Regions from separate parts of the Mus musculus genome. Here region 2 is linked to region 1. Evidence: chromatin loops called from intact Hi-C (ENCODE). Cell type or tissue: heart. All regions are shown on one strand.

Region 1 (2,500 bases):
CTGCTTACTAGAGGCCATGGAGATAATTGGCACCACGGGGGTTAGAACACTGGCTCCTCAACTTCCTGGAAGAAAGTTGAAAGGAACTCTGGTCCTTTCTGCTGGGTAGGATCAACAGCCAGAGCCAACCCATTCCAGCCTCTGTGGTCCCCACCCCTTACTCCCCCACCCCCCACCCCCACGGTCATTTTATCTTTGTATCCAGAAGTACTTTTTCTCTGGCCCTCCAAAACAATGTAGATCAATTGACCTAATTACTAGCAGTCTTCCGTTCCTTATGGAAAACCCACACCACGTCCATCTCATATCTTCCATTAGTTTTAAATGATATTTATCTATTTATATGTGTGGGTGTCAGCGTGGAGATCAGAGGACAGCTTTCTGGAGGCAGTTCTCTATGTCCATCATGTTGGGGATTGAATTCCGGTTATCAGTTTTGGCTGCAAGTGTCTCTCTACCTGAGTCTACTGTTTTTCATTGCATCCTCCTCTGACGTTTGGTTTTGCTGGTTAGTTATGAGGCTTTAAGGACAACATATTACTTATTTTTAGTAATGACCTGATAAATTGTTGATTTATTACAATAAAGGTGCTCCTCTGTCTGGTTTGTGTGAATTACGGATGTGTGTCTTTGGCCTTTAAGGACCAGCTCGCAAATATGTGTGAAAAAACCCCCTAAGCACCTGCTAACAGGATTAGACTAGAGTTAAACCAGATCATGTGTCCATCCTGTTCCACCTTTAGCGTCCCAAGGTCCTTGTCTTTCAGAGAGGTACCCCGCAGCGGCGCCCTAGGGCATCAAAGGCTGTCTGTGGATCCTATGGTAGAAACTCTCTGAGAGACTCAAAACCCCGAGTTTCCCCAGTACAGAACCTGGGTACGATATTGAAACTGTTGGCCAACTCATCCCCAGGCACCAGGGAGGTTAAGCACTGGCTGGAACGCAGAGCCAACGGGTCTGTCCTGCCCAGCAAGTTTCTGCTTGGGGACGCCTGCGACGCTCCGCCACGCTGCGGCGTGTCAAGCAGGGCCGAGTCCCTTGGAGGAGTCAGTTGAACTCCGCCTGACATCCCTGCGCCAAGGAGGACTTCCCGGCGGCGCCCAGGCTCGCCCCCGCGTTCCTCCGTCCCTGGCTCGTCCCTCGTCCTCGGCCGTTCGCGTACCTTTCCGTGCCCCCACCTGCCCAGGGAGCCGGGGCAGGGCCCGAGCATTGACGTCATCGCCCGGGGCGGGGCCTCGGGCACCGCAGTGCAGCGCGGAGGGGCGAGCGGGGCGGGGCCTGCGGCGCGTGACCGCGCTGCGGGAGCTCGGCGGCGGGAAGGTGGGGCGGGCCGGGTGGCGCGGTCGCGAGGCGCGAGGGAGGGCCGTGCTGCTCCTCCGCCCCCTGGGGCCAGTGCGTGGAACGGCGCACCTGGCAACGGCGCCGCGTCCCCGCCCGCGCCGGTCCGCACACCCTGCCGGCGGCCTCGAGCGCTCGCTCGTTGATGCCGTTCTGGGGGTGACCCGGCGCGGCTCCGCGGTGGCGGGGCGCTAGACGACGCCAGCCCAGCGACGCGGGAGCGGGACATGCTGGAGCTGCGGCACCGCGGGGGCTGCCCCGGCCCTGGGGGAGCGGGGGCGCCGCCACCCCGCGAGGGAGAGGCGGCCGGCGGTGACCACGAAACCGAGAGCACCAGCGACAAAGTGAGTGAGTGCGGCGGGGCCGGGCCGCGCCCCTGGAGCGGGCGTGTCGTGGGGGGTCCTGCTCGTCCTCTGTCCCGGGGCGTGCGCGGCCGGGCCGCCGTTCCGGAACCGGACTGCACTCTAGCTTCTTTCCCGGATCTCCTGGTTCTGGGGTCAGGATGGAACCCGTCCCCGCAGGCGCTCTGGCTGTCTAGTGGCTGTCACCTCTCTCGCCTTTCCTTGGTAGGGCGACAAAGTTGGGAGTAAACTTAAGACGGGCACCTTGGGTCCTAGCCTGTCATTGGAGCCTGGCGCAGACCGGCTTCTGGAGCTCCTCCAAGCTGCGCTTTCGTTTCTCTGTTCTTTTTTTCTGGCTGATAGATTTCGGAGGGTTGAGGCTGTCATATATGGGGAACATGTAAGTGCGCCTCAAACCAGGCAGTTGTCCCATCGGTGGATTTCATTTAACCGAACAGGCTAATTCCAGACTTTTAGCACGCCACTCCTCCCCCGCTTTAAAATAGATGAACTTTGCTTCATATTTTAAAATATGCGGATATGTACGGTCACTATTATAATTGAAGCTAGGAAGAGTCAAACGTTTAGGTGTGTTTTCTGATAAACCAGTGCCAGTAAGAACTTAGGAGGAAAAATAATAAAAGTTTTATGGCTGCATGAGCTTGGTAGATTATGAAATTGGGCCAGAGAATAGATTTGCTATACGAGTTTGCTTACAGAATTCCTCTTCGCTTGAGAGACTCAAAACTTTTGAATCATTCTTGGATTTCTGTTTTGTGGAATGTAGTGTGGTGGTATCTGCCGTCATCCCAGCACTTGGG
Region 2 (2,500 bases), 310 kb after region 1:
TACAATAATAGAATTACCATATTGTTTCCCCTTGTTTAGAAGACCCAGATGGAAGGGAAACTGGGCAAGCAAATGAGTCTCTCTGGGGATCATGTGATCGAAATGTTTGTGGAAAAAAACATACCCCAGACCAGAAGACAGAGTTAAGTAAATGTTCAGTGTTGTTCTCATAATCTCTGCTCTTTGTAAAAGACAATTATCTCTGTTCCCTGTTTGCCTCTGACGGACTGTCTAGAATATCAAGCGAGGAATGACAAGCCATATTTATCTGTAATGATCAAAACTGAGTATCACTCTTTCCTCCTCAATTTAGAGGACTCCTTATAATTAACTGATGAGCTGTCCCCAAGACAGTGCCATTTAGAGTTGTTACTGACTCTAATTGGGGAGAAATGCATTTGGAACGTTCCAATTAGAAGCATTTTTTTTTTCTGCTGTTCTTGTACATACATTCAAAGGGAGCGCCTGAGCGTCCATGCCTTTTGTTTGGGCGGGAGGGGGGCTTGTAGCTTGATGGATTGTTTCTGTTTATACTTAAGTAAATATTACAAATGAAGCTCCTGTGAGCTCTAGAGTAACAAGAGGACCACAGGAGGAAACAGCAGACACATTTTTCTCTTCATTATCATAATGATCATTATTATAGTGGAAATGGGATATTTTGAAGATGCTGTTGAAAGCACTCCTAATTCCGTATATAGTGGAGGCCTCCTGATATTTTGTCTTTGGTTGTGTTTTTGAGATAATTACTAAGTAGGCCAGGATGGGCTGGGACTTGCTCTGCAGAACTCAAGGCCACTTGTATGTTTTGATTTCCCACTCCTCCCTATTTCTTTATGGAGTTATGAAGAACTTAGAACTTCAAAGCCAGCATGGGTGTGTGTTTTCCCAAGTGCAAGATAGCAGTCTGTGCTGTGGGGTTAATTTACTCATCAAACGACTATGGGAATATTGGGGGTTTGTTTTTTGTTTTTTGTTTTTTAGTTGAAGACATCAACATATAGCCAACCATGGGAGACTGAGGCTGCCTCTGAGTCTCCAGCCCAGAGACGTCAGAGTTGAAGGGGTTCATCTTTCTGGTGGGAATCTTTAACCGTGCCTTATTAAATACATTAAACTTTATTTTCCAAATTGCCGATCATCATTGACATGTTTTTCAGAAAAAAAAAATGTTAAGGAAGAAAGTTAAAGAAGATAAATGTGTGGTGAGACTCGGAGGCCGGCCTGAGCTACACAGTGAAGCTTTATCAAAAAAATTTAAAAGTAGGGTTTCCTATTTACAAAACTAGTAATAATTATTTGCAAGAAATTAGTAATTTGAAAGAGAGTTTAAGGGAGTTTGGGGATCAAAAGTGTGTAAGGTGACCTCTCACAAGTCCCTGTCATTTCATGGATTGCCTAGAGGACTCAAAACAAAAGCTGATTATAAATGCTTAAACAAGATAAAATACTGCCATCTGCCGGCCAGAGTGAAAATGTCAGTCAGACATCTCTAAGCAAGGAAAAAAAATCTAGGAATTTACTGTCTTTTCTGTCTCTCTCTCTCTCTCTCTCTCTCTCTCTCTCTCTCTCTCTCTCTCTCTCTCCCTCTCCCTCTCCCTCTCCCTCCCCCTCCCTCTCCCTCTCTCTCTCTCTCTCTCAACAAAGTCTCCATAAGTAGCCCTAGTTAGATTGAAAATTTCCACAGCCACCTGCCTCCACCTGTGAAGAACGTAGATTACAGGTGTGCACCACCATGCCTACTGTTTCAGCAAAGCCTCCTCATGCTAAGCTTCCAGGTTAGCCCTATTACTGCCTGTTCTATGTCTTCTAGTCATGCTAAAAGTATAAAGGGTGATGTATAACTAACACACTTCTTATATTTGAATTCAGGATTATTAAATGATATGCTAGCACCAGGTAGATGATACAAGAATTTTTGGTTCTACCCCATTAATGCACACAAAGTATTGGCAACAGGTGCACGATTCAAGTCTGGCTGTAACGTTTACAAATGATGTGCAGGGCTGCCACAAAGCCTATGTTCCACTCTCTCCTGCTGGGTCTCCTTAAGGGTAAGGATTCTACTTGGAAGTCTCCCAAGGCACACTTGTGACATTTAAATCGTTTTCATGCCCTTCATCCAATCCATTACCAAGCAGTTGGACTTCCTGCATCTTCTTCGTTTTTAAAGATTCATTCATTCATTTTACATATGTGAGTACAAAAATACTATACATATCTTTGGATACACCAGAAGAGGGCCTCAGATCCCATTACAGGTAGTCGTGAGCCACCATGTGGTTGCTGGGATTTGAACTCGGGTCCTCTGGAAGAGCAGCAGTGCTCTTAACCACTGTGCCATCTTTCCAGCCATTCCTGTATCTTCTTAAATATGAACTTTGCTTAATACTGCTTTCTCTGATACTAATCTGGTTTCCCTATTACAGCCAAAACAGTCTCACCTCTGCTTCACCCACATTACCCTGGACTCCTTTCAGCCCACTGTGTCTACTAAAAA

Evidence for each region. Peaks named below come from ENCODE experiments on the same cell type or tissue, not always from the same donor. Only the 100,000 strongest peaks of a DNase experiment are listed, where the experiment ranks them.
Region 2: it touches region 1 in a loop (3-fold over the local background); 3 of 42 quality-filtered maps call a loop at or near these places.

What each region holds. Positions count from the first base shown.
Region 1 is chr5:101,763,808-101,766,307 of GRCm38, forward strand. It overlaps Gm42134, which reads right to left and starts at 1,456. Exons shown (of 6, transcript XR_880489.2): 1 at 1,163-1,456; 2 at 1-65. It overlaps Cds1 (CDP-diacylglycerol synthase 1), which reads left to right and starts at 1,323. Exons shown (of 13, transcript NM_173370.3): 1 at 1,323-1,682. The coding sequence starts at 1,566. In heart, a CTCF peak has its summit at 1,428; DNase peaks (open chromatin) are centred at 1,274 and 1,834; H3K4me3 peaks cover 1,615 bases; H3K27ac peaks cover 883 bases; H3K27me3 peaks cover 2,371 bases.
Region 2 is chr5:102,072,814-102,075,313 of GRCm38, forward strand. No RefSeq gene overlaps it. Among named protein-coding and RNA genes, the nearest start is that of Wdfy3, 4.1 kb to the left of the region's middle. In heart, a CTCF peak has its summit at 1,453 (motif pointing left); no DNase peak of the experiment used is centred here.